2 separate regions of the Homo sapiens genome follow, and region 2 is linked to region 1. A link is a loop called in an ENCODE intact Hi-C map of the cell type or tissue named here. Cell type or tissue: pancreas. All regions are shown on one strand. Each heading gives the region's core, and the rest is flanking DNA. Links, peaks and the distances in the headings are about the cores only. Region 1 overlaps TRPM5 (transient receptor potential cation channel subfamily M member 5). Region 2 overlaps TSPAN32 (tetraspanin 32).

Region 1 (15,774 bases), core at 4,303-12,302:
GCGCACCACCCAGAAAGACGGTGCAGGGCAGGCAGTCGGGGACAGGCCCCTGGAGCCAGGGCTGGAGGGAAGCCAGGGGTGGGTAGTCCCAACCCTGAGACCACAGCAGGGAGGGCGCCACGGTCACTGTGCACGCTCCCTTTTTGCCTGGCCAGGCGTCCCAGCAGGGTCCTGCACAGGTCAGGCTGGAAAGCTAGGCCCCTGGGCTCGGCCAGAGCCCTGCCCCTACCCCTTCAGCTTCAGTTCGCCAGCTCAGATCCTCTGTCACTGGCGCCAATGGCACATCCCCGCTTAAAGACAGCCCGATACCCACCAGTGATCAGGACAGGCCCCCGCACCTGTGGGCGGTTTTCCGCAGCACCTCCCCCTCGCTGTCCCTCCTCCGCTTCTCCATCTTGCTCAGGAAGTTCTCCTTCTGGACTGTCTCCCAGGTGACGACCTTCTGGTCCAGGGGGTCTGGCAGGTCTCTCTCTGGGAAAGCCAGGTGGCAGCCAGCATTACTAGAGCATGTGGGCGTCAGTGGCAGAGCCCAGGCCTGGTCCCGGGGCGAGGTGGGCCAGGCAGAAGGAGTGAGTGGGGCCCAGCCAGGGATGGAGGGCAAGCATGGCCCTGTGCAAGGACGGCCAAGCTGCGGGTGGACGGGCTCAGCTGTGCCAGCCTGCACAGAGCCCAGCTGAGGACCCACAGGGCTGAGGAGGGGTCCAGGTCTCTCCAGACCTGCCTCCAGCGCACAGCCCCGCCCTGGGACCCGCCACCTCGGCCTCACCCAGGTGCTCCCGCTTGTGCTCGGCCTCACCCAGGTGCTCCCGCTTGTGCTCAGCCTCCTTCTTGAAGACCCGGCGGAGCGTCAGGCTCAGGTGGCTGAGCAGGATGAAGGGCGGGGCCAGGGCGGGGCGCTCGTGGTACTCCACAATCAGGTTGTAGCGCTGGAACTTCCAGAACATGTCTGCGTTGCCCTGCACCACCTGGAACGTGTAGCTGCAGGGGCACAGCTGAGCCGTCACCTACCGGCTCCCCACGACCACTTGGGGGACGCATCCCCCTGCACCCTGATTGCTGTTGGGGAGCCCTTTTTGAAACTGAGGCCCAGCACTGCTTCTGCGTTGCCTCTGGGGTGTGTCACGAGGGGTCCACTCTCCTTGGGTCTTCCCCTGTCCACTCTGCTCTCCTGGACAAGCCCAGAGTTCTTGCCACAGCACCGGTCCCCCAAAGACCCAGGCCCTGCTTCCTGGGACTGGGAGGGTGGCCCACAGAGTTCCCGGTCTTGGGCAGGCAAAGCCCTGCAGTCCAGGCTATGCCACCTTCTATCTGCCCTGAGGCACCAAGCCTCACCCTCTGCAGCACACCAGGTGGGTTGCAAAGGAGGCGGTGTTGGGGAATGACCCTCTGCTCCCTCCGCTCCAGGGCTCTCTCCTCCAGGGGTTGGGTGGAGTCACCTGAACATGGCGATGAGCAGGTTCATGAGCAGCACATTGGTGACCAACAGGAAGGTGACCAGCAGGAGGATGACCAGCCAGTTGGCATAGAGGCTGGGGCAGGATGGTGAGTCCTCCAGCAGCAGTGGGTGGGTGGAGCAGTTCACACGGGCTTCTGGAAAGCAAGGGTGCTGTGGGGACCAGACCGGGGGCAGCCACAAGGGCGGCCTTAGGCAAATGCCCCGAGATAGAGCGCTGAGTCCTGGTGTTGAACCCAGGGGACGGGGTGCTGGTTGGGTGACCCACTGTCCCAGTTCACCCAGGGCGGCCTGGGTTTTAGCAGTGAAAGCCCCATCACAGCAAACCAGAACCAGACGGGTGGTGAGCCCCACCCTGGGCCCCCTCTGCCATGTCTGCTGAGCTTCCACCAGGGGCTGGAGTCAGCCAAGATCACAGGCCCTGGAAGTAGAGCCAAGACCCCTGGAGGGATGGAAGGTGGGGGACAGAGGGGTCACGGGACCCAGGTTTCTCCTGGTTGTTGGATGTGTTAAAACCTCCACCCCTCCTCCGAAAAAAGCCTCTGCTGTTGAAGGTTTGGGGAGAGCTGCCGAGGAAAGGGAGATGGGGCCCAGGACTTCTCAGAGCCTCTACAGCACTAATGCCTGTGATTAAACCCCAAGCTGGCAAGTAATTCCGCCACCTTTCCAAAATGTATTGAGCCAGCAGGCTCCAGACTGGGCTTGCTGCAAGCTCTGAGGGCACCGATCCCGCACTGGGCCACTCAAGTCAAGAACATTCTTCAGGCGGCACACTCTGGGAGCTTGCAGGCTGAGCTCCCTCGGCCCTGGGCAGGGACACCCTGGAGGGGTGGCAGATCTCACTCCAGTCCCTTAAAACCAGACCCTCACACCTGCTTCTCCCTTGTAGGGCTCAACCCTGGACCCTCACCCCACCCCAGCCTGCGGGGCAGGAGGAGGGAGGAGGGAGGAAGGAGCCGCAGTGGGCGTCAGGGTGCTCAGGGTCCCAGCCAGAGGCCAGAGTGTGCCCTGGCCGTCCAGGACCACATATCCCCTCCATATCCGAATGGGAGCTCCGCTCTCTCCTCCCTCCCCAGCCTGCACGCTGGCGTGTGTCTGTGTGAGCCTGTACATGTGATTGGATGTGCCTGGCACACATGCTCATGTGTGAGTCTGCGTGTGAGCACACTGGCACACACGGGCACATTCAAGTGTATCTTAGTGCCTGCCAGCTCCAGGTTGCCCTGCGGTGGGTTCTGGGGGGTCTCCTTGTTCCCAGGTTCCTGCCTCTGTGCCTGGGTCCTGAGCTGGAGGGGTCCGTTCTCCCTCCTAGGGTGAATTCCTGCCTTGTTTCTCCCGAGTGAGTTAGTGTGACGCGTTGGCCCGTGTGTGAGTTATTGAGTGTCTGTGTGTGCACTGGCAGTCAGTGAGCGCCAGCCCTCCCCACGCTCCCACCCTAGGCCTGCCCCTCCTCTGTCCGCCCTGGCCACCTCCAGCCCATGAATCTGTTCCTGGGCAGACTGATGACCCCCTCTCCTCCCTGCACTCTGGAGGAGCGGGCCGGGGCCAGCCTGGAGAGCCTGTTTGTGAAGCCGTAAATCTGTCTGATAAAGGCAGCTCTGAGGAATGAGACCCCCACACCCTCCCCGACTCTGTGATTTGGGAAGGCGCCACCAGGCCGGGCTGGAAATTAAATTGTCCCTGGGGCCTGGAGACCCAGAGAACAAGCTCGTCACCACAGCTCAACCCCAGCTCCGGCTCGGCACGAGTGCAGAGTGGGGCAGGGGTCTGTTCTGGGCTCTGAGGAGACCTGCAGGCTGTACAGGAACTGTCTGAGCCTCAGTCTCCCTCTCAGCCCAGCATGTGTTAGTGAATAACTCCCTGCCTAGCAGCATGAGGGGCTGGGTCACAGTGAGTGGCTGGGGTTCAACCTGAAGGGCCCAGATACTTGCTCGGCAGCTGAACGGAGCCCAAGGAATTGCAGCTCAGGGAGGGGAAGTGACAAGTCTGAGACTCTCAGTGGGCGGCCGGGGCTGGCCCTGTTGCAGGCGTTTCAGCACGGGGCTCTGAGATCCCCGCAGCACCGCAGACCTCCCTGAGGCAGCACTCGGAGCAGGGGCCCCTCGGGAGTCTGTTTCCCTGCCTTCTCCCGTCGAGAAGGAGGCTATGGCCAGGCCTGTCTCCTCATACGAGTCGCTGAGACTGGCCCACCAGAGATGCAGCCACTCAAGAAAGAGGGGACCCCCAACCCTGCCCTGGCTGGAGGCGCCCGTCTAGAGCTCCTCCTGCCCCGAGGGGCCCTGCGGACGGGCAGTGCTGGAGGCCGTATGGTGAGGGCGAGGTGGGGTCGCAGGCAGGCAGGGTCTGGTTAAACTAATGGCCTGGAAAATGAATGCCTGTGATGAGCAAACACCAAAATGTCAGGAGGGGCTGCGGGGGCTGAGAAAACAGCCCAAGGAAATGAGCCGCGCTGGGAGAGGCGGTTTCCATCACGGCGTCGCCCCCGCCTGTCCCCGGAGGCCTGTGTTTGCTCCGGTCTGGCCGTCATCCCCTCAACAAATATTTATCGAGGGTCCTGAGCGCCACTCCACAGAGGTCGGGGTCAGGCCTGGGCAGCACGTTGTGCCATGACTGCCCCGTGCCGGGCAGCCCCAGCCGCCTGACACCGCCTGAGCAGTTTCCCTGCACCTTCTCTGCCGGGTCTCCAAGTCTGCGGCACCCCTCGAGGGCCCCAGGGGCGGGCTGGCTGCTGGTCCACCTTCCCAGAGGGGTGCGTCCCTTTCCAGGTTGGGGCTCCTCACTGAGTCCCAGCCATCCCAGGGGCCTGCACAGGTCCCTGCCCCACCCCAGAGCTCCCCACCAACCCATCACTACAGAGGCCCCCATGGCCAAGCGGCTCTGACCCCCGCCCCCTCCCCACTGCACTGGCTTATGAAAAAGTTTCCAGAGCCTCCACCAGCCCCAGCCAGCTACAGGGGTCGGCCTGGGGACACCCATAGGCATGGGCAGGCCACACACACACATTGGGGTGGGTCCCCAGGAGCAGCCAGGGTGCCTTTAGGAGCGGCCAAATGGCGAAGGGGCCTTGCCAGCAGGACGGCGTAGGGGCTCTGGTGGGTGCCCTAGGCCAAGCAGGGCCCTGTGGGAGGGCAGAGGCCAGGGGCTGTGAGGAGAGCTGGAGGGCCCAGACCCCGGATGATGGCTGGGACAGCCTTTGGGCCCACTCTGTGCCCTTAGTGCCTGCCTATCCCTTCCCCACCGATAGACCACCCCCAGAGCAAGACTTGCTGCTTGGCCTCCCCAAGCAGGAGGCAGCCCTGGCTGCCTTGGGGTCTCCTTGTGTCTCCTTCCCAGCCCAAGGCCCCAGGTCCCAGGTCGGGGCTCCGTGACTGGAGCTGCCTCTACCTCAGGAACCAGGCCTGGCCCTTTGGGGTGTGGGGGGCCTGGGGACCAGGCCTCAGCCACTTCTCCCATCTCTGCTCCAGGCTGGGGTCTCCATGGCCCCAACAGACCTCTCTGGAGAGCCTCATGCCCAGGGCTTGTGCACACAGGGCTCCAATTTCTCCCTGCCCCTGCCCCCGCTGGCTGTGTGCAAACCATCAATCTCGTCCAGTGGGATCTGGCCGAAGATCTGCAGGTAGGGCCGGTAGAGCACCCGGCGGAAGATCCACTCCAGGCGGCCGTCATGGGGGTGCAGCAGCGCCTGGGTGGTGACACCGTAGGCCACGAGCCACACGCTCAGAAAGAAGAGGAAGAAGAAGACGTCCTTCATCTCCACGGGGCAGGGGCAGAGAGAGGGACGTCAGCGGCCAGCCGGGTGGGGCCCAGGCAGGGGATTGCTGTCCCTCCAGGGCCAGGGCCAGGGCCCCCGGGGGCTCACCATGCGCTCTACCACGATGATCTTGGGGCCCAGCTGCTTGTGTATGGCAAAGATATGGATCAGCCGCAGCGTGAACACCATGAAGTCCATGGCGAGGACTGTGCGGCCAGCCTCAAACGCCGACGGCAGCATCCTGGAGGATGGGAGGCTGATGCGGCTGCGGGGCCCAGAGAGGGGCAGAGGCTTCCCCAGGGGCACACAGCATGCTGGCTGCGGGCAGGGCCAGGGCCAGGCCAGGACTCCTTGGGCCCTGAGTGGCTTCATCTTTTGTTTATTTATTTTTAAGAGACAGGGTCTTGCTCTGTCACTCAGGCTGGAGTGCAGTGGCATGATCACGGCTTGCTGCTGCCTCAACTTCCCTGGCTCAAGTGACCCACCCACCTCAGCCTCCTGAGTAGCTGGGACCACAAGTGCCACCGCCACACCCAACCTGAGTGGCTTCATCTGGAAGCCTGCCCACAAGCCGCCCTGAGGCCACACGGCCTCTGGGCCCCACAGACCTGCAGGTGACACCCACGATGAACAGGAAGATGGCCACCATGTCACACTTGTTCCAGTTGTCCCCCACATACAGTGTGAACTTCTTCACCAGGTGTGTGTCCTCGTCTGTGAAGAAGCCCTGGGAGGGAGGTGGGCAGTCCACTGACAGCTGTCCAGCCGCCCTCGCTGGGGACAGCCCTACCTGGACAAGCTTGGATCTGTAAGGATCAGGGTTCCATCTATGACCAGGGCCGAGGCTACCAGTGGGACTAGGGGTCCACTGAAGCTATTCCAGGGCTGTCTGGGGACAGAAGGTGAGGTCAGTCTCCACTTGGGGCCAGGGCCTCTTTGTGCCCAGGGTCTAGGGATCAGTTTATGCAGTGTCTGGACTCAGTCCGTGATACAGGTCAGGGTTCAGACTCTGACGAGGGAGACCATGGTCATGCTCAGTCTGGAGCAGGGCTCAGGGCTCGGTCTTTGACCAGGATCATGGCCGCTGGTGACTGGGAAGATGGGAGGCCCCCATGCTGTTCTTGTTTTACAGTTGGGGAGCCCCACCCTGCGAGGGCAGGACCCAGCTTAGGTTGCCCAACCTGAAGCTGCAGAGTGGAGGGGACCTAGGCTAGTGTGGCCACCGACCTGCCGGATTTCCTCCAGCACCAGCGTAAAGACCCAGAAGTAGAGGGTGACCTCGGGCCCTGAGGGGCCCTGGGGGGGCGGCCTGAAGTCCACCAGCAGGACGTAGGTGAACAGGAAGAGGAAGGCGAAGTACATGACCACGTTCCCCAGGAACACAGTCACGGGAGCGCCCCAGAATTTCCGCCAGCGTGTGAGCAGGAAGACAGCACGTGGGCCTCGGTCACCCTGAGCCCTCGGCGCCTCCACCAGCTCCTCCACCCTGTGCCGCAGAGAAGTTCGCAGTGGTGAGGCTGGCGCCCAGCCGGGTGCCCCACCAGAGTCCAGCCTCCCAGCCACCACCCGCCAGTCCCCTCCACCCTGCCTGGCCCTGTGCCTCGCACCGGCTCTGCAGGCCATACAGCGGGCTCTTCTCCGTGTCCAGGCTGTCCAGGTCCTGCAGGTCCTCCAGGCCTGTCCTCAGGGGAGCTTCCTCACTGCGAGCACAGGAGAGCTCAGGGCCCGCAGGAAGGGCTCCCAGAGGCGCCTGCCTGGCTCCAGGCGCTTGGCCATCAAAGTGCCCACTGGGATGCAGGGGCTGTGGGGAGTGGGACCCGCAGGGAGGCTGGACTTGGGGGCTACAGAGTCAGGCTACCACCAGCACCTGCGAGGCCCAGGCCCTCCCCGTAGCTCCGGCACTCGCACTGCTGCCTGTCCTGGCCGGGCAGCTCACAGGCCTCACCCACCTGAAGGTGATGAGGTTGGTATAGACGAGGGCGGGGCAGAGGAAGGCTCCTAGCAGCCGCAGGATGGGCGTGCCTGCGGCCATGTCCCCCCACCAGATCCTGGTCAGGAAGGCCTGAGGTGAAGGCAAAACTGTCGGCTCCAACTCTGCACCTTTGCCCAGGCTGCGCCCTGCCCCAGGAATGCCCTTCCCCCAGGTGCCTGGCCCACGTGAGCTGAAGGGGTGCCCAGCCCAGCCCTCCCTCCCGGAGCCCCCGTCCTGGTGGGCATGTGCTCCTTGGGCCACTCATCCCAGGGGTGTGGGTTGAGCTGCTGTACCCTTCACTAGGGAAAAGATTGGGCTTGGGGGTTGGGGAGGACTGAGAGGAGGAAGTGCCACTTCCACTGAGGCCAGAGGCAGGAGGAGTGTGCCTGGTGGAGGAAGCCAGGTGGGCGCCTTCCAGGAACAGAAGCCCCACCCCGCCCCCTCTGTGCTGAGGACGGGAGTGACAGGGCAGCTGCAGGCTGGGAAGTCAACTCAAGCTGGGCCCAGCTCGCCCGCCCACCCCACCCCCTGGCAGCTCTCCTCGAGGACAGCTGGCACTCACCTGAACGCCGTCGTGGGCAAAGAAGGCCTTGGCGTCAGCCTCGGTGGCCAGGTGCAGGCAGGTGGTCTTGCTCCAGCAGCGGTTCCGGCGCACCAGCAGGGCGAAGGCGCGGGCCTCACTGTTGCTGTAGCACTCGGAGAAGAGGTCTGCCCCCGGAGGCCCTGGCCGCTAGGACGAGACGCCGATGCCCGGCCCGGCCCCCGACGCCCCTCCTCCATCCCCTGCCCAGACCTGGGCTCTGCAGCCGCACCCTGCGTTCAACACGCAGGGCCCAGCCAGGCCTTCTGCCCCCTCCGGCCTGCTCCGGGCCCTTCCTGAACCTCCGTCCTTCTCCGGCTCTGTCCCTCCCCCAGCAGGACAAAGGGAACCTCTGCCACGCTAAATGTCCCTCGTCCTGCGGCAGGGCCCAGTGTATGCCCGGGGTGTGAGGCTGTATCGTCCTCACCACGTGCACAGCGGTCCCACACTCAGGGTCTGGGGCCGCCTCCACCCCAGGCAGAGCCGTCTGTCCTCTCCTATGGAGGAGGCCCCTGAGGGCACCTGGAGCCCCACGGCGGTAACAGGCAGCCCTGGCGAGGCCCAGGACCCTTCGTCCGACCCCTCCGTCACATCCTCCCCCGCGCGCGGGCCCGGCCCCAGCCGCCGGTCACTCACCAAGGGCCAGCCGCTCGTATTTCGCCTCGCGCGTGGCTCGGGCCGCCTCGGCCTCCGTCTCCAGGTGCGACATCTCTTTGAGGATTTTGCAGGCGGCCAGTGCGGCTGCCACACCTTCCTGGCCCTACGAGACCTGGTCTCAGGAGGCCGCCCCTCCCCTGCCCCCGCGCTGGGCCCGCGGCCTGGGCTCACCATGGCCCAGAAGTAGGTGGCCATCTCGTGGCGGTTCTGCAGCACGGCCCACAGGAACAGGTCCCGCCAGGGGTTCTCGCTCTTCTGGTTCAGGTCCAGCAGCCACTTCTGGCCCGTGGGCCGCTTGGCCGGGCCCTTCTCCTGGAGGACACGGGCGTCGGCCTCCTGCTGCGGCCCCAGCCTCGCCCTCCATCCCCACGGAGCCCCCGCTCACCGCCCTCCTGCGGTCCCCTGGCCGGCCGTCCTGGTAGAAGCCTCGGCAGGCGTCCTGCAGGAAGTCCTTGAGTACGCGGGAGACCTCGTGCAGGGAGAAGGCCGGTGGCCCCGCGGGTGGCTCCCGGGCCTGCTGGGTGCCCAGGCCGGCCAGCGTCAGCCGGGCCTCCTCCTGCTTCCGCTGCAGCAGGTCGAAGAGCAGGCTCTTGCGTGACACGGAGCGGTAGAGCTCCTGCAGCCGCCCATACGTCAGGAAGTCGGCCACGTCTGCGCCGTTGTCCACAAAGAGGCGCACAAACTCGGGCTTGTTGCTGACCAGGGCGTCCACCATCACCTCCTCCAGGTCACAGGACTTGGCGGCCATGGGCACCCGAGGGAAGGGGGACAAGAGAGTGAGCGAGAGACAGGAGGAGGGGGTCCAAGGAAGGAGAGAGCAGGGAGCATGGGGATCCATCCCCAGGGCCAGGTCACGCAGACCCTCTCGCTCTCCTGCACCCCAGCCTGCCCCCTGCATTGGGGCGGGCACAGAGGGGCCAGTCGTGAGCAAATGCTGAGGGTGTCACAACCCCCTTGGGCTTTGGGGACAGCCGGCACCCAGCCAGCTCTGCCTGGGCCAGTGAGCGAGGCAGAAGCCCGGGCAGAACCGTGGCCTGGTCTTGCCCCGGACCTTGGGACAGCTGGGCAGAACGGGCTCAGCCAAGCAGCCCACAGGGTGCAGGAGCAGGCAGCGTGGGCAGCTCGGGCAGTGCCATGATGGGGAGGTGGGTAGGCAGGGCTGGGAGGCACCTTCCACTCCACGTCCCCATTGAAGATCTCACTCTTGGCGATGTCCACGCGGTCCCAGGCCACGGCCAGCTTGAGCTCATCCAGATAGTCCTGAGGCTCCTGGCTGTGGCTCTTGCAGGCTGTGGGCAGAGCAGGCAGGCACTGGTGAGGGTGGAGCTGAGGGCCTCACAGAGCCGGGGCACAGGGTCCCCAAAGGTGCGCTGCCTAGAGACGCGGAAACGGGAACTTCACGCTGGGACTTGAGGGGGCACATGCGCCACCTCTGAGCACCAGCAGGAGGCACGAGACTTTGTACAAACCGCAGGAGAAAGCGTGCTGCCCTGGTCTGCGTCGGGACGGCCCGTCTGCTCCCATGTGAGGCAACTTCCTCGGCTGCAACGGGGGTACCCCAGCTAACACCTGGGCCTCGAGGCCACTTCCTGGCACTGAAGGTCCAGGACACCCTTCCTGGATGTTGTCGGGGGAGCAAGCTGGGCCACGTTTCCTCCACGGGCAAGGGCATTTGGCCATGACTTGGTGAGGTCACCAGGGTCACTCAAGGGGGGCCTGCAGCACCTGGGCTGGGTGCGCCTGCTGGAAACCGCTGTCCTCACCAGACTCGCACGTGAGGCTCACCAGCCTCAGCCTCCACAACCATGGACCCCGTAAGACTACGGTGCCTCTCTCAGGCCACTGGGACCAAACTGAGACTGGTGAGAAGAGGCGGGGGAGTTCCTAAACGGGGAGGTTTCTTTGACCTCCTTGTCCTGGTGAGGTTTCTAAACCCAGAGCCACCCGCAGTCCAGACACCCTTCCCAGAGCGTCCCCTCAAGGTGTCCCCAGCCCCTGCTTAGCAGTGCCTCTCCCTGCTGGGGCTGTGTCTGCCTGCCAGCGTCCAGCCCTTCAGCACGCGTTCGTCTCCAGCAAAAAGCACATCAAATGCTCATCAAAATTTTCCATCAGCGGGTGAACAGACGCATCAACCACGGTCTGTCCACAGGCTGGAACCTGACTCCGCCTTACAAAAGGAATGAAGCATGGAATGGCATACGCTTCAACACGGAGGAACCGTCAAACCCTCCCGCTGCCTGCAGGGAACCATGGACACGAAATGCCCGTCAGCAAATCTATAGAGACAGGAAGCAGATCGATGGTTCCCAGGGGCTGGGGGAAATGGGGAGTGAGTGCCAAGGGGTATGGGCTCTTTCTGGGGCGATGAAGGCTTCTGGAATTAGATAAAAGTGATGGTCGCCCCACCTCACGAATATACTAAAAACCACTGAATTGGCTAGTGCGGTGGCTCACGCCTGTAACCTCAGCACTTTGGGAGGCCGAGGCAGGCGGATCACGAGGTCAGGAGATCGAGACCATCCTGGCTAACACGGTGAAACCCCGTCTCTACTAAAAATACAAAAACAAAATTAGCCGGGCATGGTGGGGTGCACCTGTAATCCCAGCTACTTGGAAGGCTGAGGCAGGAGAATCACTTCAACTCGGGAGGTGGAGCTTGCAGTGAGCCGAGATCGCAGCACTGCACTCCAGCCTGGGCGACAGTGCGAGACTCCGTCTCAAAAAACCGAAAACCAAAACAAACAAAAAACAACCCCCCCACCAAAAAAATACCACTGAATTGAGAGCTTTAAGTATAGTTTTAAGTTGTGGTAAAAAACACGTCATAAAACTTGCCAAATACAGACAGCTTCATGAATCATGTGTCATCTTTCCTGGGAAGGGGCAGGCGGCCGAGCGTCACAAACATTGGCCAGGCTGCCAAACCCCAAAGCGGCTCTGAGCATGAAGCCCCCCAATGGCGCCTGCCTTGCCCACCCTGCCCGCCCTCACCTTTCACCAGCGCCTTCAGGATGACCGTGTCCAGCTCCTCGGAGCCCTCCTGCTCGAAGTCATACACGGTGAGCAGGTGCTGGTGTGAGGTGATGTTCTGCAGCTGGGCACCAGAACAGAGCCCCCATGGGGCCGCCTCAGCCAGGACGGGGGCAGAGGCAGGCCGTGGTAGACACCAGCGTAGGCACAGGCAGCGTCCCCAGGTGAGCCTTGCAGCCTGCATGCCCACCGCCCACCGGGCCCGGCCTGGGACCACCCGCAGACCAAGGGGCTGCCTGGGTCTCTCTGCTCCCTGTGGGCCTGAAGCGAGAGTGGGTGGGGGGCCCAGCAGCCTGAGGTGGGAGGAGTGGGCTGGAGGCTGCATTGCAGGAACTCTCCCAGAGGACCAGCCCCACCCCCGGAGGAGGGGTCGGGAGGACAGGGGAGGGGGCAGCACATACCAGCTTGGTCCAGCGCACGATGTCCTCCCAAGAGAAATGCTTGCTGGGGAACTTCTCCTTAAACTGCTTCTCGGCCACCTTGGGCACCAGGAGGTGGGGCTGGTTCACTAGGGCAGCAAGCACATCGGCGATGCCCCCCGAGCCTACCAGGATCAGCCACGGGGCAGCCTGCTCCACGGCCCTGGAGATCCTCTGAGACGGGGAGGGAGGGGAGAGCGGACCCCAGATTAGCCCGACGACATCTGGATGCAGGTGTCAGGGGTGCCCCCATCCCTTCAGCCCTGTCCCAGGGGTGCCCAGAACCCACCGCACCCCTCCACAAGGCTTCGGCCAGCCAGGGGGCCTCAGCCAGGCCCCTACCTCCAAGGTGTTGGGATCACCATTGACCAGCAAGCAGAGGACAGGGATCTCGATGCTGCCAGTGCCTGTGGACAGGGCACCCGTGAGGCCTGAGGACCCTCCGCCTGGGGTGACCACCCGGATCTCAGGCTCTCAGGCCACCACATTTTCTGGCCAAAAGCTGGCTCTTCCGAATAAAGTGTGGGCTTCGTCTGGGCCACGTGACACAGGCTGCTTATTACAGCCCCTGCCATATGAGGGCCGAGGGCTCCAATGCTAACCTACACTACCCAGCACGCGCACTTTGTGGCAACAGCTGGCATATGGCTGTTAAAACACAAAGTGACGTGGAAGAAACGGAGCACCCAGCCCTACAGGTGCACTGCCACACTGCACGCGCTCATGCTGAGCATGGCAGAGGCAGCATCTCGACCATCGAGGGAGCTCTGCTGGGTGGGCTGCGCCTGACCACTCAGCAAACTGAAGAGGTACAGGAGGGAGTCTTCAGGTTTCTCCCCCAAACAGAAGCTGGAAATGAGATGTCTATATGTGAAGCCCCCAGAGAGGCCTGGACCTGCCCCTGTCTTCTGTGAGGGAGTGAACTGCCTGGAGGTGCCTTAGAATCACCCACAGGGAACTGGGCTCGCAGGCGGGCCCCTGACTTTGAAAGGTGCCTCCTGATTGAATCTGGAGGATAAATCAGGCCTGGCCAAACGGTGCCCGGGCCAGCAGGGCTTCCGCAGAGCAGAGCCAGACCCTCCGCCTGTGTCCCTAGAGTTTGACGAGACTTTGTGTTTTCAATTCTAAAGAGTGCTCAGTTGACCGGGCACAGTGGCTCATGCCTGTAATCCCAGCACTTTGGGAGGCCAAAGCAGGCAGATCACCTGAGATCAGGAGTTCAAGACCAGCCTGGCCAACATGGTGCAACCCCGTCTCTACTGGGAAAAAAAAAAAAAAAAAAAGAGCCGGGCATGGTGGCACATGCCTATAATCCCAGCTACCCGGGAGGCTGAGGCAGGAGAATTGTTGGAACCTGGGAGGTGGAGGCTGCAGTGAGCCGAGATTGCACTCCTGCACTCCAGCCTGGGGGATGGGGGACAGAGTGAGATTCTGCCTCAAAAAAAAAAAAAAAAAACAGAGGGCTCAGTTGGCCTTGCCAAGAAATTACAATTCTGTTTCTAAATATTGTATATTGTTCATAGATGTTATAAATAATTATATGCTTTGTTTATGAATATTATTTACACACTAGCGTTTTCTTAGTAAGTCCAGCTTTTGAACGTGCGACTGGCCAGAGGTGCCCATTTCTCGGGTGACGCTGCCCTCTGGCGGCAGCATACCTCACGCCTGGCGGCGGGAAGTAGCCCTCTTTCAACTCACGATCTCATTTTGCCTCTTAGAGTCCCGGAGCCTCTGACCACGGCAAGGCCCAGTGAAAACAGAACTGCACCTGCTCTGGTGGGAATGTCACTGTCCAGTCAGAGCCACTCTGTCCAGCTGTGCCTCCTTCACCACTCTGCCCAGACAGCTCCTCCTCCCAGGCCCCCACGGCCCAGGCCCCCACGGCCCAGGTCTCGGTGCTCAGGCATGCGGGGTGCGTTCTGCCTGGGAAGCCCTCCCCCTTCTCCCTGGCGGTCACCCCCACTCTCCCACAGGCGGGTCCCTGGATCCCCACTGGGTCCCAAGGCTTCCCTGGGTGGCTGGGGCGGGTCTCACCCCCGTAGCCCGCCCTCTGCTCCGAGATGTGCTTCTCCAGCCTCAGCCGCAGCTCCGTCAGCCCATCGCCCTTCCCCGGGGGGCCTGGCTCCACCAGGATGAAGTGGGAGAGGTTGCTGTCCAGTGAACAGAGGGGGCCCTGGCTGCCGCCGTCATCCTCAGGGTAGTGGACAGGAAAATCCTCCTGCGCCCATGCAGGGAGACGAGGCTGAGCCCTCGAGAGGCAGCTTGGGCTGGTCCCGCTGCGGGATCCTCCCTGCCAGGCCGTGCACACCACGCCATGGGGCCCCGCACAAGGCTTCTGCCCGAGCCTTGGTTTCCCCACCCTTCAGACAAAAGGAGGGACGAACAGCTGGGGCCCGGGGACCCTCCTTCGACAGTCAGGGGCAGGGGCGGTGGGGAGCGGGTTCTTTTAGACAGAACCATGGAGACAGCCCAGGCTGCCGGGAGCACCTCCTTCCCGACTCTAGGGCTGGCGTCCAAACATCCACCAGGGGCTGCCCGGGCCTCCCTCGGTAGTGCCTTAGACAGACCCCAGCATGGGGGACGGAAGCTGCTTGCCCAGGCTTGGAAAGGGCTCGGGGCCTGGGCCCGTGTGGTACAGGAGGGGGTGAGGGCCCGCGCCACAGTCTACGCTGGCCGTTCCCTATGCGGTACTGCCACCTGCCGGCCGTGTGCTGGCTCTGCCCGCTCCCTGCTCTTCCTCCAGCTCGAGTCCTGTCCTCCCAGAGCTCTGCCCGCTGCCCAAACCCTTCTGAGCCCCTGCCTCCAGGCCCCCAGCGGTCGTGGTGCTGGGAGCTGGACGTGCACCTGGGCCTCCTCCAGAATGCGGCGGTGCAGGACGCGGCCCAGCGAGGCCATGCCGACAGCAACCACACGGACCTTGGTGGACGTGCTGGCCAGCGAGTGGTCGCGCACGGCCTGCCCGACATGCCTGGCCAGGCCCACGCGGAGGGCACTGGTCAGGATCCAGGCTCCTGTGGGGATGGAAGAGGGCCTCGTTGTGCCGCACGCCCCAGGTCTTCCCTAGCTGGCCCCACGCCCTAACCCCTAGGCCCAATCAGCAGCCAGTTACCTGGGAGCCAGGGGTGGGTGCTGGGGAATGCCTCACGGTGGGGTGGGGAAGCCGAGGCCCAGAGAGGGCAAGGCACCCACCCAAGGCTGCTCAGCAGCAGAACTGGCTGGGCCCAGAACCTGTGAAGTGGCACCCCCACCCCACCTGGAGCGCACAAACTGGGGTCCAGTCCCCCCACCGTGCTCCCTCCGGGACACATCCGACACAACTCTGTCCAGCTGCCTCTGCTGGGTGAGAATCCCAGGATGTTTTCCCAAATGACAAAGCCCTCGGCCCTTGTCTGGCTGGAAGATCTCTTTGGGTTTGCCACAGTCATTTAGTGAGGGATCCTGAAACCTCAAGTCCTTTTCTCCTGGGTGTTGTATAGGCCAAGCTGCCTCAAAAAACAGCCCAGCCATTGGACTCTGGCCCCTGCAGCTGGCGGCCCGACTGCTTCCCCAAGGGGTCCCACCCTGTATACACCCGGGTGCTCTGGTCCCAGGTGAGTGGGAGCAGGGACATCTCATGGCGGCCCATGGGCCCTGCTAGTGGAGGGGGCAGCTCTAAGGAAGGGCCAGGCCCAGCTGGGGGAGGTCCTGGTCCAGTACGTAGGCACTGCTGCACCTGTGGGTACTGCAGAGGACGGGCTGAGAGTTTCGGGAAATGTTCTCGTGATGGCCTGGAGAGTCAGGGGGTCTGGCTGCCGTGTGGGGTGGGAGCATTGCCTGTGCCGGGTGGGGGGACAGTCAGGGGGTCTGGCTGCCCTGTGGGGTGGGAGCACTGCCTGTGCCGGGTTGCGGGGACAGTCAGGGGGTCGGGCT
Region 2 (15,774 bases), core at 2,052-10,051, 93 kb before region 1:
CCCCCTCACACCCCTCCACCAGCTGGCTTCCTGCCCTCCCTGTTAGCCATCACCCTCTGGTCACCAAGGTGCTGTGCCCGGCCCTGGGCTGGATGCTGGGAACCCAGAGTGAATTCGAAGTGGCCCGGCCCAGGGGAGCCAACGTGTGGCCCAACATGGACGCTCAGGACAGCTGGGAGACGGCACCGGCCGGGCCCAGGGCAGTGCCAGAGTGCCCACAGAGGCCAGCCCTGTCCCACTGGGCTTCACCTGCTCGTGCTGCCTTTCCCTAGAGCCCTGGGGGCTTCCTAGGAATGTGCCGCACCCGCCGCCCTGCTGCCCTGGCATTGGCCTAGGTGGGCGCTGCAGCTCCATGGCCCCACAGAGGCCGCTTGTCCAGGCAGGGAGGGCCGCTCAGGGCGGGTACCATGCCTGCTGCCCTCTCACAGGACTGCCTTCAGGGCATCCGGAGCTTCCTGAGGACACACCAGCAGGTCGCCTCCAGCCTGACCAGCATCGGCCTGGCCCTCACGGTACCCTCTCGCCTCCCTCACTGCCCCTTCCCACCTCCTGCCCCTCAGCCTGCCCAGCCCCCGACTCAGATGGAAGGGTGACCCGGGACAGGATCTCTGGTCTTGAGCCTCACTGGCTGCCAACCTCAGGGAGCTGCTCTGGTGTGACAGGGCCTGCCTCCTACAGCTGGGCCGCCCCCTTACACTGCAGAGTCCTGATGCTTCCTGGGGAGGGGCGCCCGCACCCTGGGGCAGTGGGGCAGCCGCGGGTGTCTCCCTCCCAGGTGTCCGCCTTGCTCTTCAGCTCCTTCCTGTGGTTTGCCATCCGCTGTGGCTGCAGCTTGGACCGCAAGGGCAAATACACCCTGACCCCACGGTAGGGCCCCCTGCCTGCCCCCACACCCTCTGGAAGGGTCCTCCAGCTCTGCTCGAGAGGCATCTGCTCTGCCAGCTGCTAGGAGGGAGCCCCGGGACCAAGCCCCAGGCTGACACTGTAGAGGAAACGCTTTGGGGGTGGCTGAGCACCAGGGTGGGGTGGGAGACCTGGAGAGTTTCCAGACCCAATGCACCGCACCCCATGGCCCACATGGGGACCCCCCTTTGCTTACCCCCAGGCCTTACCAAGACCTGGAGATGGATGCTTCTGGGCCTCCAGGTTATAGCCCCAGGCCAGGATCTCTGTGCTTGAATACCCCAGAGCTCCTCATGCTTAGGGGGCAGGGAGGGTCCAACCCACAGCCAGGCAGCTCTTCCTGCCCCCACGGAGCCTGGCCCGTCTCTGCCTGCCATGCCCATTAACCCACCCACTTGCTCTTCCTGGCCATCCAAGCCCTCATCCCTGGGTCCTCTGCATTCTACAATAGCCTCACAGTCCCGTCTAGAACATTCTGCAACAGCCTCACAGTCCCCCTAGAACATTCCACAGCAGCTCCATAATCCCCTCCAGAACATTCTGCAACAGCCCCATGATCCCCTCTAGAACATTCCACAATAGCCTCACAGGTCCCCTGTAGAACATTCCACCACAGCCCCATGATCCCCTTGCTCCTCAGAGCATGTGGCCGCCAGCCCCAGGAGCCCAGCCTCTTGAGATGCTCCCAGGGTGGACCCACACATTGTCTCCACTCCGAAGCAGTTGCTATTGGTCCAAGAGGATGCTCGGGTAGTCTTCGGTGGCTGCAGGAGAGCGATGCTGCGCCTCTGCCCCTCTCCTGCCACCTGGCTGCCCACAGAGGTGAAGACGCCCCTGCTGTCAGCCCTCATGGGATCCCTGAGGGGAGGGTCCGAGCTGTGAGGAGGGAAGGGAGTGAAGGCCCAGCCAGAGAGCCAGGCTCCATTGGGAACAGATGCAAGGGTAAGGGGTAGCTCACCAAATCCCTCCATGGGAACGGGCTGGGAGCAAGCACAAAGGAAACCACACTGGAGGCAGCAGCCCAGGGCAGACTGCAAGACACTGGTGGCCCACGGCCTGGAGGGCTCCACCCAGACACAAGCTGCACTGGTTTTCTATGCTGCGTAAGAAGCAGCATGGATGTAAGGACTGCAAGCAGTGCCCATTTATGATCTCGCAGCTCTCCAGGGCAGAAGTCGCGGTGGGCTCAGTGGGTGCCCTGAGCGGGGTCTCTCAGACTGACGTCAGGCCTTGGTGGGCTGCACTCTCACCTGGAGGCTCCGGGGAAGCATCTGCCTCCAGGACCATTCAGGCTGTTGACAAGTCAACTCCTCATGGCTGTAGGACTGAGGTTCCCAAGTCCTTGTCCCTGGTCCTGTGGTCCCTCCACCTTCAAACCAGCAATGGTGCATTGAGCAAATTGTGGTCAAATATACATCACATCAAATTTACCATCTTAACCATTGTTAAGTGTATGGTTTGTGGCATTAAATACATTCACATTGTTGTGCAACCATCACCACCATCTATCTCCAGAACTTTCCATCTTCTCAAGCTGAACCTCTGTCCCCAGTAAACACCAACTCCCATTCTCTGCCCCGGTCCCTGGCACCCACCATCCACTTTTCGTCTCTATGGATTCAGCTGCTCCAGGAACCTCATATGTGTGGGGTCACACAGGATTCATCCTTTTGTGTCTGGTTTATGTCACTTACTGTTATGTCCATAAGGTCCATCCGTGTTGTAGCCTGTGTCAGAATTCTTGAAAGAGAAATCTTATCAGCTTTCCCATCATCTCACAGCCACATGGTCCGTGATTAAGGCAGGACATTTAGTGGGAAGCGTGGAGCATTTTAGATATTCTGCCTGCCACACCCACTCTTACTGGACGTTCAGACCACGTTGATGACGAATTAGCTCTAATGGTCCCTAAATGTTTGCACAATTTGCTCAAAATTCTAAGTCCTGGGTGGAACGCCAAGTTGGCCCAGCCTAGGCCAAGGTCCTAATGAAGCCGACAAAAGAGAAGGAATGTCAAGGCCCTTCTAACTTCCATAGAGGGTGTGTGGCCCCATCTCCCACCAACAATCCTGTAATCCCAACACTTTGGGAGGCCGAGGCAGGAGACTGCTTGAAGCCAGGAGTTTGAGACCAGCCTGGGCAACATGGCAAGATCTTGTTTCTACAACAACAACAAAAAGAAAACATTAGCCAGGCATGGTGGCACACACCTGTGGTCCCAGCCACTCAGGGGGCTGAGGTGGGAGGATCTCTTGAGCCCAGGATGTCGAGGCTGCAGTGAGCCATGATCACGGTACCGCACTCCAGCCTGGGTGACAGAGTGAGACCCTGTCTCAAAATATAAACAAATAGGCGGGGGGCAGTGGCTCACGCCTGTAATCCTAGCACTCTGGGAGGCCGAGGCAGGCAGATCTCTTGAGGTCAGGAGTTCAAAGCCAGCCTGGCCAACATAGTGAAACCCCATCTCTACTAAAAATACAAAAAAAATTAGCCAGGTGTGGTGGCGGGCGTCTGTAATCCCAGCTACTGAGCAGGCTGAGGCGGGAGAATCGCTTGAACTTAGGAGGCAGAGGTTGCAGTGAGCCGAGATCGCACCATTGCACCCCAGCCTGGGTGACAAGAGCAAAACTCCATCTCAAATAAATAAATAAATAATAAAAATAAATAAAGTACAAAAAAATTAGCTGGGCATGGTGGTGGGTGCCTGTAATTCCAGCTACTCAGGAGGCTGAGGCAGAAGAATCACTTGAAGTCAGGAGGTGGAGGGTGCAGTGAGCCAAGATTGCGCCACTGCACTCCGGCCTGGGTGACAGAGCAAGACACCATCTCAAAAAAAAAAAAAAATTTAATATATATATATATATGTGTGTGTGTGTGTGTGTGTGTGTGTGTGTGTGTATACATATATACACATATATGACTAACTAAATAAATAAATGCTAATAAATAAAATAAATAAATTAAAATAAATCTCCAAACTAGAAGAGTAAGGACTAACAGGGCCAAGAGGTAAACTTTTGTGAATGTTCCAACCATAAGTGCTGCCCTCACTCTCACCCGTAGGCCCCCGGCCTGTGGATTCTGGTTTAGGGGAACGGCACCATTCACCAGGGTCCAGGGTCATATGCTGTAGGACTCTCTGCAGTCTTGTGGTGGCATCTTCCAGCTGAGCTCCTAAATAATCCTGAGTGGTCCTGAGAAGCCAGATCACCATCCCACAGGGGTGGGTCCTGTGGAGGGACAGGGTACATGGAACCCTAGTGAATCCCATGGGGTCTCCCCACTGCCCTGTCCTTTGGCTGTAAAGGCGATGCCTTGGCTGGAAACAGCAGTACGTGCAGGAGCAGGCAGTAGGCTGGGAAGGAAAGTGCCGGTGCCGGAGGAAGCAGTGCTAGTGGAGGGGAGTGGGTCCAGATCAAGAAGGGTTAAGTGCAGTCATCTTTCCCATCATCTCATAGTTGCACGGTCCAGGGATGAAGACAGGACAGTTAGCAAGGAGAGGGGAACCGGATCATTTAAGACCACAGCTGGAAGATGTCCCTGAATGTTTGCACAATTTGTTGAAGGTTCTAAGTCCCGGGTCGAACACCAAGTTGGCCCAGCCTAGGCTGAGGCCCTAATGTAGCTTGGCTAACAAGAGAGAAGGAATGTTGGGGCCCTTCTAACCTCCATAGGGGGGTGTGGCCCCCCATGAAGTGGAAATAGTGCCAGTGGGGGAGCATCAAGGAGCAGGGCCATATCCTATAGGACTTCACTGCAGTCTTGCGGTGGCATCTCCCAGCTGTGCTCCTAAATGATTCTGTCCCCTCCGCACTAAATGTCCTCCCTTCGTCCCTGGGAAAAGCTAGACCCTCTCCATGAAGGAAGGCGTCCAAAGCCAGTCAGCCCTTGGCCAGGTGACCAATCGGTCTCCCATGAGATGTGGTGCGCTTCTGCGGGGCGGGACGGCACACTGCTGACCTTGATCGGGCATCGGCTGCAGTGCAGGGGTGTCTGGAAGAGCTTGGTAAGCTGAGTCCCTGTGGCTGGGCCACGGCGGCTCCCCTCCCCTCCATGTCTGCCTCAGGGCAGCAACAGCTCCCTTGGGGCAGAGGCTGCCTGTCTGCCACGGGTTCCAAGAACCTTATTAGAGTACAGTACCCCATGCGCTTGACAGTATGCCCAGCCTGTCCAGCTACAGGACTCAGCAGACAAACAACACCCAGGTCAGACTACACCTGATGCCCATAGACAGGGCTCAGTCTCCACCCAGGCCCAGGGGAAACCGAGCGCTGTATATCCAAGCGAGAAGAGGTCCTGGACACAGAGGGCAAACTCTGCTCTCCTCGACGGGCACTGTGGCCTCCACCATGGCTTGGCTCAGGCTCCGAGGGCGCCTTGGTCAGCCAAGACCCCAAGAGGACCCTTAGGTCCCTGGGTCACAACTGAGTGGCTCAGTCCACACAGGAACAAGACCACATGGGCATCGTCACTGGCTGTGCCTCCTGCAGAAAGCAGGCCACCCCTGGCGTGCCTGGACACAGGGGAAGCACACACCCAAATGCAGGCTGTGTTTCCTCCAAAGAGTGCTGCGCACGGATGACTCAGGGTGCAGGACTGGTCCTTCACCACCACGGAGTAGGCATGCCCGGCTTCGTTGGACCCCAGAGAGAGCTTCAGGAGAAAGCAGGAGTCTCTGTTTTTACAGGGTTTCCTTCTCACCCTGCCACTCATGGTTTTTGTTAAAGCAACCTACAACTTCCTCACCTCCAGGTCATATCAGCCCAATGTCCTGTGGGCTGGGGAGACGGTCAAGGTCCACATGGGCTAAATTGTGGCTGAGAGCTAGGTTATTCATGTAATCCCAAGGCAGGTCCACGCTGCTGTCCCTCCCAGGTGAGAGCAAACCACCTTTATGGTTTTCTATATGTTGGGATAGACTGAAAAACAACAACAAAACAGGTGTTTGCTGGCGAAATAGCTGCTTGCCAGTACAAATGCCTGTGCTGATTTGTTCCAATTAAGAAGAAAACTGGTGCTTGCTTCAGCCACACATACACTAAAATTGGAACCATACAGAGAAGATTAGCATGGTCCTCCCTGCGCAAGGATGGCACGCAAATTCTTGATGCATTCCATATTTTTGGAACATACCTCAAAATAATAAGAGCCATATATGACAAACCCACAACCAATATCGTACTGAATGGGCAAAAGCTGGAAGCGTTCCCCTTGAAAACCAGCGCAAGACAAGGATGTCCTCTCTCACCACTCCTATTTAACATAGTAGTGGGAAGTTCTGGCCAGGGCAATCAGACAAGGGAAAGAAATAAAAAGTATTCAAATAGGAAGAGAGGAAGTCAAACTATCTTTATTTGCAGATAACATGATCCTATATCTAGAAAACCCCATCATCTCAGCCCAAAAGCTTCTTAAGCTGATAAGCAACATCAGCAAAGTCTCAGGATACAAAATCAATGTGCAAAAATCGCTAGCATTCCTGTACACCAACAACAGGCAAGCCAAATGAACTCTCATTCACAATTGCCAGAAAAAGAATAAAATACTTAGGAATACAGCTAAGAAGGGATGTGAAGGACCTCCTCAAGGAGAACTACAAATCACTGCTCAAAGAAATCAGAGATAACACAAACAAATGGAGAAACATTCCATGCTCATGGATAGGAAGAATCAATATCATGAAAATGGCCTCACCGCCCAAAGCAATTTATGGATTCAATGCTATTCCCATTAAACTACCATTGACATTCTTCACAGAATTAGAAAAACTATTTTAAAATTCATATGGAATCAAAAAAGAGCCTGAATAGCCAAGGCAATCCTAAGCAAAAAGAACAATGCTAAAGGCATCATGCTACCCAACTTCAAACTATACTACAGGAATACAATAACCAAAACAGCATGGCACTGGTACAAGAACAGATACGTAGACTGATGGAACAGAATAAAGAACACAGAAATAAAACTGCACACCTGCAACCATCTGATCTTTGACAAACCTGACAAAAATAAGCAATGGGGAAAGGATTCCCTATTTAATAAATGGAGCTGTGAGAACTGGCTAGCCATATGCAGAAAATTGAAACTGGACCCCTTCCTTACACCATATATAAAAATCAACTCAAGGTGGATTAAAAACGTAAATGTAAAACCCAAAACTTTAAAAACCCTAGACAAAAACCTAGGCAATACCATTCAAGACACAGGCATGGGCAAAGATTTCATAACAAAGACACCAAAAGCAATTGCAACATAAGCAAAAATTGACAAATGGGATCTAATTAAACTAAAGAGCTTCTGCACAGCAAAAGAAACTATAAACAGAGTAAACACACAGCCTAAGGAATGGGAGAAAATTTTTGCAACCTATGCATCTGACAAAGGTCTAATATCCAGTGTCTATAAGGAACATAAACAAATGTACAAGAAAACAAACAAACAAACAAACAAACCCATTAAAAAAGTGGGCAAAGGACTTGAGCAGATACTTCTCACAAGATGACATACACGCGGCCAACATTTGAAAAAAAGCTCAACATCACTGACCATTAGCAAAATGCAAATGAAAACCACAATGAAATACTATCCCACACCAGTCAGAATGGCCATTATTAAAAAGTCAAAAAATAACAGATGCTGGTGAGGTTGTGGAGAAAAAGGAATGCTTTTACACTACTGGCAGGAGTGTAAATTAGTTCAACCATTGTGGAAGACAGTGTGATAATTCCTCAAAAACCTAGAGGCAGAAATATCATTCTACCCAGCAATCCCATTGCTAGGTATATACCCAAAGGAATATAAATTGTTCTGCCATAAAGACACATGCACGTGTATGTTCACTTCAGCACAATTCACAATAGCCAAGACATGGAATCAAGCCAACTGCTCATCAATGATAGACTGGATAAAGAAAATGTGGTACATATACACCATGTAGTACTATGCAGCCATAAAAAGAAACGAGTTCATGTCCTTTGCAGGGACATGGATGGAGCTGGAGGCCATTATCTTCAGCAAACTGACACAGGAACAGAAAACCAAATACCGCACGTTCTCACTTATAAGTGGGAGCTAGATGATGAGAACACAAGGACACATGGGGGGAAACAACACACAGTGGGACCTGTTGTTGGGTTGGGGGTGGGAGGAGGGAGAGCATCAGGAAGAATAGCTAATGGATGCTGGGCTGAATACCTGGGCGATGGAATGATCTGTGCAGCAAACCGCCATGGCACATGTTTACCTATGTAACAAACCTGCACATCCTGCACATGTACCCCTGAACTTGAAAGCTGGAATTTTTTTTTTTTTTTTTTTTACTTTTTAAGCTCTTTTGTTAAAAACTAAGACACAAACACACATAGCCTCGGCCTGCACAGGGTCAGAATCATCAGTTTCACTGTCTTTCACTGTCACATCTTGACCAGTTTTGTGACCGGAAGGTCTTATGGGCAGTGACATGCATGCAACTGTCATCTCCTGTTATAGCAATGCCTTCTTCTGGATACCTCCTGAAGAAACTGCCTGAGGTTGTTTTACATTTAACTTGTTTTATATATAAGTAGAAGGAGTACACTCTAAATAAAAAGTATAGTAAATACATAAACGAGTAACGTAGTTGTTTGTTATCATTGTCAAGTACTGTGTGCTGTGCATAAATATATGTGCCAGATTTTTATATGACTGGTAGCACGGCAGGTTTACTTACACCAGCATTGCACAAAACACAGGAGTAATTGATACGGTTTGGCTGTTTCCCCACCGACATCTCATCTTGAATCGTAATTCCCATAATCCCCATGTGTTCTGAAAGGGACCCGGTGGGAGGTAATTGAATCATGGAGGTGGTTACCCCCATGCTGTTCTCGTGATAGTGAGTGAGTTCTCACAAGATCTGATGGTTTTATAAGGAGTTTTTCCCCCTTTCATTTGGCACTTCTCCTTGCTGCTGCCATGCGAAGAAAGACCTGTTTGCTCCCCCTTCCACCATGATTGTAAGTTTCCTGAGGCCTCCCCAGCCATGCTTAACTGTGAGTCAATTAAACCTCTTTCCTTTATAAATTACCCAAGTTCGGGTATGTCTTTATTAGCAATGTGAGGATGGACTAATACAAAATGCATTGTGCTACAACATCATTAGGTGATAGGAATTTTTCAGCTCCACTATAATCTTATGGGACCACTATCACACATGTACCCGTTCTTGACCAAAGCATCCTCATGCTGTGCACAACTGTACTCAGCCACCGGCTGAGTCCCCACATTGGTTTCCTGACGTGTGGGGTGAGGGCCACTATTGTGGGCCAACTGGAAGCCATTAGAGGTGCCTCTACCTAGAAAAATAGTCAAAAGCGATACAATAATAGTCAGTCAAAAGCTGCATTTCCAGAGGAATTTCAGAGGTTAGTGCCACCATCAAATACCTGAAAGATGCAGGGGCAGTGATCCCCACCACAGCCCCATTCCACTCACCTATTTGGCCAGTAGGGAAGACAGGCGGGTCCTGGAGAATGACAAGGGATTGTCCTAAGCTTGACTCCAACTGCAGCTGCTGGGCCAGATTTGGTTCCATTGCTTGAGCAAATTAGCTCATCTCTTGCTACCTGGTGTGCAGTTATTGATCTGGCGAATGTGTCCTTCTCCACCCCTGTCCACAAGGCCCAGCAGAAGCCAGGCCAGCAATGCACCCTCACTGTCCCACCTCAGGGGCCTCTCGCCTCTCCAGCCTGTGTCAGAGGTAATCCTCAGGGGTCTGGATCACCCTTCCCTTCCCCGGCATGTCACACTGGCCCATTACACTGATGACATTATGCTAACTGGACATAAGGCACAAGAAGCAGCAATTATTCTATACTTGTTGGTGTCAGAGGGTGGGAAATAAATCCAACTAAAATTCAGAACCTTCTACCTCGGTGAAATTTTTAGGAGTCTAGTGCTGTGGGGCCTGCTCTAAGGTGATACATAGATTGTTGCAACTGAACCCTCCCACGATCAAAAGAGAACGACACCAGGTGAGCCCGTTTGATGTGAGGAAGACAGGTTCTTCCTCATTTAGGTGTCTGACTCTGGCCCATTTACTGAGTGATTTGAAAAGCTGCTAGTTTTGAATGTGGCCCAGCAGCAGGTCCAGGCTCTGTGCAAGCTGTTCTGCCACCTGGGCCAATGACCCAGCAGATCCAGTCTGAGGTGTCAGTGGCAGACAGGGACACTGTGTAGAGCCTTTGCCAAGCCCCAGTAGGTGACTCATAGCTCAGGCCCTTACAGTTTTGGAGCAAGGCCCTGTCATCATCCACAGATAACCACTCCGTTTTGAGAAACAGGTTTTGGACTGTGTATTAGTCTGTTTCACACTGCTATAAAGATATTACCTGAGACTGGGTAATTTATAAAGAAAAGGGGGTTAGTTGACTCACTGTTCTGCATGGCTGGGGAGGCCTCAGGAAACTTACAATCATGGCGGAAGGGAAAGCAGACACATTTTACATGGCGGCCAGTGGGAGAAGAATGAGCAAGACAGGAACTACCAAAACTTATAAAACCATCAGATCTCGTGAGAACTCACTCATTGTCATGAGGACAGCATGGAGGAAACAGCCCCCACGATCCAGTCACCTCCGGCCAGGTCTCTCCCTTAACACCTGGGGATTACAATTCAAGATGAGATTTGGGTGGGGACACAAAGCCTAATCATATCAGCCTGTGTCTAGGTCTTCATAGAAACTAAACACTTGACCAAGGGCCACCAAGTTACCACATGGCCTGAGCTGCCCATCATGATCTGGGGATTATCTGACCCATGTTGCTATAAAGTTGGGCGTGCACAGCAGCGCTCCATTTGAATGAAAGTGATGTATTGTGATCAGGCTCAAGCAGGTCCTGAAGGCAAAAGTAGGTTACGTGAAGAAGTGGCCCAAATGCCTGTGGCCCCCACTCCTGCTCCAGGTGCCTTCTCTCTCCCCACCTGCATCTGTTGCTGCACAGGGAGGTCCCTCTCATCAATTGACATGGGAAGAGAAGACTCAGGCCATACTTACAGGTGGTCTGCTCGATATGCAGGTGCTATCAGAAAATGGACAGCTGCAGCCCTACAGCCCCTGCGGCAGAGGCAAAGGATGGAAAATTCCATTCCAAACACGAGAAATGGGAAGGAAAGGACTAACTGAGCATGACCAAATCCAAAACCCAACAGGACAAAATTAAATCTTAAAGCTGAAGAATAATTTTCTTTGACTCTTTGTCCTACCTTCTGGACACACTGGGACAAGGCTCCTGGTGGCCCCACTCCTACGGCTTTGTGTGCCTGTGGCTTTCCCAGGCTGGTGGTGCATGCTGGTGGCTCTACAGGTCCCGAGTGTCCTCTGCTCCCTTGGCACCACTACACATTGTCCTGTGGGGACTCTCCATGGCCCAAACCTGTAGCAGTTCTCGGCCTGGGCCCCAGGGTCTCCATGACACCCAGTGGAATCCAGGAGCAGGAACTTTTCCTCCACAGCACGTGCACTCCGTGCATCTGCAGAGCTGGCACCGTGCTGACACCATCGAGGTTTACCGCCTGCGCCTTCTGGGCTGGCAGCCCAAGGAACACCTGTACCCACGTGAGCCTCCATGGGGGTGGGCCAGGAGTGATGCACCAGCTTGCAGGGAGGAACAGAGATTGAGGCAAGTCTGGGCAGCACGCCCCGAGGTCTCATGGAGGCCCTGGGCCCTTCTTTTGAAGCCATTCTGCCCTCAAGACCCCGGCACCCTGAGCCTGTGATGGGCATGACAGTCTGGAAGGTCTCGGAAATGCCTTGGGGGTCATTCTCCCATTGTCTTGATGAGCAGCTTCTGACCTCCTTCTACCCGTACTAATCTCCTTATCCAAATTTGCTTGACTACACCCTTGCTATTCTCTCCTGAACATGCTTTCTTATTCTTTTTTTTTTTTTTATTATACTTTAAGTTTTAGGGTACATGTGCACAATGCGCAGGTTTGTTACATATGTATACATGTGCCATGCTGGTGTGCTGCACCCATTAACTCGTCATTTAGCATTAGGTATATCTCCTAATGCTATCCCTCCCCGCTCCCCCCACCCCAAAACGGGCCCCAGAGGGTGATGTTCCCCTTGACGTGGGCAGGCTAAGAGTTTTCCAAGTCTTTAAGTTTTGTTTCCTTTCTATTATCAATTCTTTAACTCATTTCTCTTTTCTCGCCTTTTGCTATAAGCGGTCAACAGAAGTCATGCAGTACCCGGAGTGCTTTGCTTAGAGATTTCTTCCAACAAATATTCTAGTTCATCGCTTTTAAATTCTGCCTCCCACAAAGCCCCAGGGCATGGACACAATTCAGCCAAGTTCTTTGCCACTTTGTAAGAGGGACAGCCCTCCCCCAGTTTCTAATAAGATAGTTCTCATGTCTGTCTAAGACCTCACGAGAATGGCTTTGACTGTGTGGATCTCCACCAGCATTCTGATCACGACCACTGAGATCATTGCTACCAGCCCAGAGGCTCTCTCTACAGCCCTGCCCTCCTCGGCCTGCACTGGAGTCACCTTAGCACCAACTCCGTTCGCAGGAGTGTGTGCTTTTCCAGCGTGCACTTCAAAACGTTTCCAGCCTCTCCCGTGACCCGGTTCCGGCTCTGCTGCCACATTTTCAGGTGTTTGTTACAGCAACAGCCCCGCTTCCTGGTAGCAATGTCTGTCTTAGCCTGTTTGTGCTGCTGTAACAAAGCACCATAGAATAGGTCATTTATACGTCATAGAAATTGATTGCTCACAGTTCCAGAGGCTGGGAATCCTGCACTGCAGGTGATGTCTCGAGAGGACCTTCTTGCCGCGTCCTCACATGGCAGAAAGGGAAAGGGCACACAGGCACCGAGCTCATTCCTCGCCCTTTTCTAAAGCACTGATCCCACCCAGGAGGGCGGAGCCCCCACGGCCTCATCGCCTTCCAAAGGCCCCACCTCTCACTACCGTTGCGTTGGGGACTTTTCAACATGAATTTTGGAGGGACACAAATATTCAGACCACAGTAAGCCATGACTAATGCACACAGAAAACTGAAGTTTCAGGATGTATTTGCTCTCATTCCTCTCCATCAACTCAATGGCAGCTGTCAGAAGGCTCTCAGACTTGAATGGGCCTTAATCCCATCTTTGTCTTCTGTTGATCGGTCCAAGTCAGGCATTTTATTGGGCCTTTGTCTCCCAAAGCTTGTTAAAATCCTAACTCTTGGAGCAGTTGGTTTTTCTGCCCTTGCGGTGCTCTGAATTTCTGGATCCATCTCTCTGTTCACTTTCATCTCTGCTTGTAAGCTGGGCCTTCTTTCTCAAGCTGGTCTCCGTCTCGTGTTGCGGGACCTAACACAAAACTCGCAATGTGGTGTTTTCCCACTTCGCCCCTTATGCTCCTGGCTGAGCCTTCTTGTATTCAGCCTGCCAGGTCACCAGGAGTGATTTTAGCAAGTTTGCTGCTCCAGCTCCACCAAGTCCCCATCACTCGGGCCCCCGGTGCCTGCTCTCTTGGCAGCAGCTGGGTTTGGGGGTTCCGACTGCTACCACAATACAGCCTGGCCTGTCCTGACTAATACAGAAGCAGGCTCTGTGAAGGAGGGTGCTGCCATAAGAAGAAACGCAAATTAACACGTATCTACACAGTCTCCGTGGTGCACAACAGTCAGCTTTTCCTGCTTATGTGTCTGGGCTCTGCTTGACTGATCTTGGCTGGGTGCATTCCCAAGACAGCAAGTCGTGGCTGGCCTCGGGCACAGGAAAGGGCGAGAGACTGGGGTCACAGATACAATCTAGCATAGGGGGACAGATAACTCAATGTTTAAATTCATAGGGTGCTGGACCAAGAGAGGGCATATCCAAACCTGATGTGCTCATCCATCGGAGATGCTGGGTCTGGAGAGGGTGTAGTGACTGGGTGGACTTTGGCAGGTCAACAGAGGGGTGGATGGCGGAACAGACGATACCATGTGTTCACCACACTGTTTCTTCCTCCTAGGCAAATGGAAAGACTGCATTTCCCAGTCACCTCTATGGTTAGTGTGGTTGCATGAGGGTCATGTGACCGAGTTCTGACCTGTGGGATATGGGAGGAAGCAACGTAAGCTACTTCCCAATCGCCCTTCCCTTTCCAAGGTGACCTTACAGGACACACGTTCCCAAAGTCAGCTCAAAGATGAAGAGTCACTTGACCACCATATGCAAGTGAAAAATAACCCCGAGACCTCAGGGGGTATTTGTTAACTGCAACGTAGCCTACTTTCAAAGCATGGTTCCTGGACCAGCTGCATCACCCGGGAATGCGGTAGAAATGCAGATTCTCAGGCCCTGCCCAGGCCTCCCAAATTAAGGATGCTGGGGTGGAGCCTAGCAATCTGCGTCTAAAAAGCTCTCCAGGGCAATCTGAAGGCTGTTCCTGGCCAGGCACAGTGGCTCATGTCTGTAATCCCAGCACTTTGGGATTACTTGAGAGGACCTTCTTGCCGTGTCCTCACATGGCAGAAAATGAAAGGGCACACAGGGGGATCGAGGCGGGTGGATCACTTGAAGTCAGGAGTTGGAGACAAGCCTGGCCAACATGATGAAACCCCATCTCTATTAAAAATACAAAAATTAGCCAGGTGTGGTGGTGCATGCCTATAGTCCTAGCTACTCAGGAGGCCGAGGCAGGAGAATTGCTTGAACCCAGGAGGTGGAGGTTGCAGTGAGCCGAGATCGTACCACTACGCTCCCGCCTGGGCGACAGAGCCAGATTCCATCTCAAAATAAATAAATAAATAAAGGCTGTTCCAACTATATAGGAGTTCAGGATACTGGCAAGGGTGTGATTAAAGTGAAGGACCAGGTGTTCCCAGCTGTGCAGGCAAAGAAGTGCAGTGAGGAAAGCATGCAGTACGGCTGCGTAGAGCACTCCCAGCAAAGCAGGTGGGCAAAGCAAACACACAGGGCCTGGAGGTGTGGAAGGGGTGCAAGGTTTGGACTTTAAATCTCAGAGAGGAAGCAACCCAAAATTAAAGAGACCCCAGGGATGGTGATGGGCACAGTGGGGCAGATGAAGTTCACTGGACAGGGGAGGTCAGGGGCCTAGGGGCCGTGGTGTGGGGTTGCTTGTCCCAGCTGGGATGGACACAGGAATTGGGCTGGAGAAGATGTACATGAGGTGGTCTTGTCTAAACCCTGCACATCCAGCTCCAAGCATGCAGGTAAATTCCCCCGGAACCAACTCCCATGCCAACGTCAGACTCGAACAAGTCCAAGGATGCTGAGTAACAGTCAGGGTTCTCCAGAGAAACCGAGTCAGTAAGATGTGTACATACACACAGAGAGAGATTATTGTAAGGACTTGGCTCACACAATTACAGAGGCTGAGCAGTCCCAAGATCCGTAGTTGGGAACCTTGGAGACCCAGGAGGACTGATGGTGTAAGCTCCCGTCTGAAAGGCAGCAGGCTCAAGACCCAAGGAGAGCCAATGTTTCAGTTTGAGTTTGAAGACAGGAAAAAACCAATGTCCCAGCTCACCCAGGTAAGAGGACTTCCCTCTTATTTGTCACGCGCCTCTGTGTGAAGAGACCACCAAATAGGTTTTGTGTGAGCAATGAAGCTTTTTAATCACCTGGGTGCAGGCAGACTGGGTCCAAAAAAGGAGTCAGCAAAGGGAGATAGGGGTGGGGCAGTTTTATAGGATTTGGGTAGGTAGTGGAAAATTACAGTTAAAGGGGGTTTTTCTTTTGTGGGCAGGGGCGGGGGGGTTACAAAGTGCTCGGTGGGGACCTTCTGATACTCATTGACCAGGAGAAGGAATTTCACAAGGTCAATTGATTAGTTAGGGTGGGGCAGGAACAAATCACCATGGTGGAATGTCATCAGTTAAGGCAG

Evidence for each region. A loop is a pair of places that touch in the nucleus more often than their neighbours do. Peaks named below come from ENCODE experiments on the same cell type or tissue, not always from the same donor. Only the 100,000 strongest peaks of a DNase experiment are listed, where the experiment ranks them.
Region 2: it touches region 1 in a loop (5-fold over the local background); 6 of 110 quality-filtered maps call a loop at or near these places.

What each region holds. Positions count from the first base shown.
Region 1 is chr11:2,406,323-2,422,096 of GRCh38, forward strand. It overlaps TRPM5 (transient receptor potential cation channel subfamily M member 5), which reads right to left. Exons shown (of 29, transcript NM_014555.4): 8 at 14,710-14,876; 9 at 13,900-14,083; 10 at 12,205-12,269; 11 at 11,845-12,036; 12 at 11,405-11,507; 13 at 9,584-9,702; 14 at 8,799-9,149; 15 at 8,585-8,725; 16 at 8,393-8,516; 17 at 7,739-7,884; 18 at 7,154-7,266; 19 at 6,812-6,904; 20 at 6,432-6,690; 21 at 5,813-5,931; 5 more. Among named protein-coding and RNA genes, the nearest start is that of TSSC4, 13 kb to the left of the region's middle. RefSeq lists an enhancer at 7,786-8,286. In pancreas, for the core only: no CTCF peak of the experiment used is centred there; DNase peaks (open chromatin) are centred at 8,094, 8,259, 9,009, 11,959 and 4 weaker places.
Region 2 is chr11:2,315,801-2,331,574 of GRCh38, forward strand. TSPAN32 (tetraspanin 32) reads left to right here. Exons shown (of 10, transcript NM_139022.3): 7 at 429-512; 8 at 776-867; 9 at 1,544-1,725; 10 at 2,063-2,404. The coding sequence ends at 2,124. It overlaps CD81-AS1 (CD81 antisense RNA 1), which reads right to left. Exons shown (of 3, transcript NR_108080.1): 2 at 13,763-13,974; 3 at 12,949-13,503. It also overlaps the pseudogene RNU6-878P. Among named protein-coding and RNA genes, the nearest start is that of TSPAN32, 22 kb to the left of the region's middle. RefSeq lists an enhancer at 12,779-13,280. In pancreas, for the core only: no CTCF peak of the experiment used is centred there; no DNase peak of the experiment used is centred there; H3K27ac peaks cover 873 bases.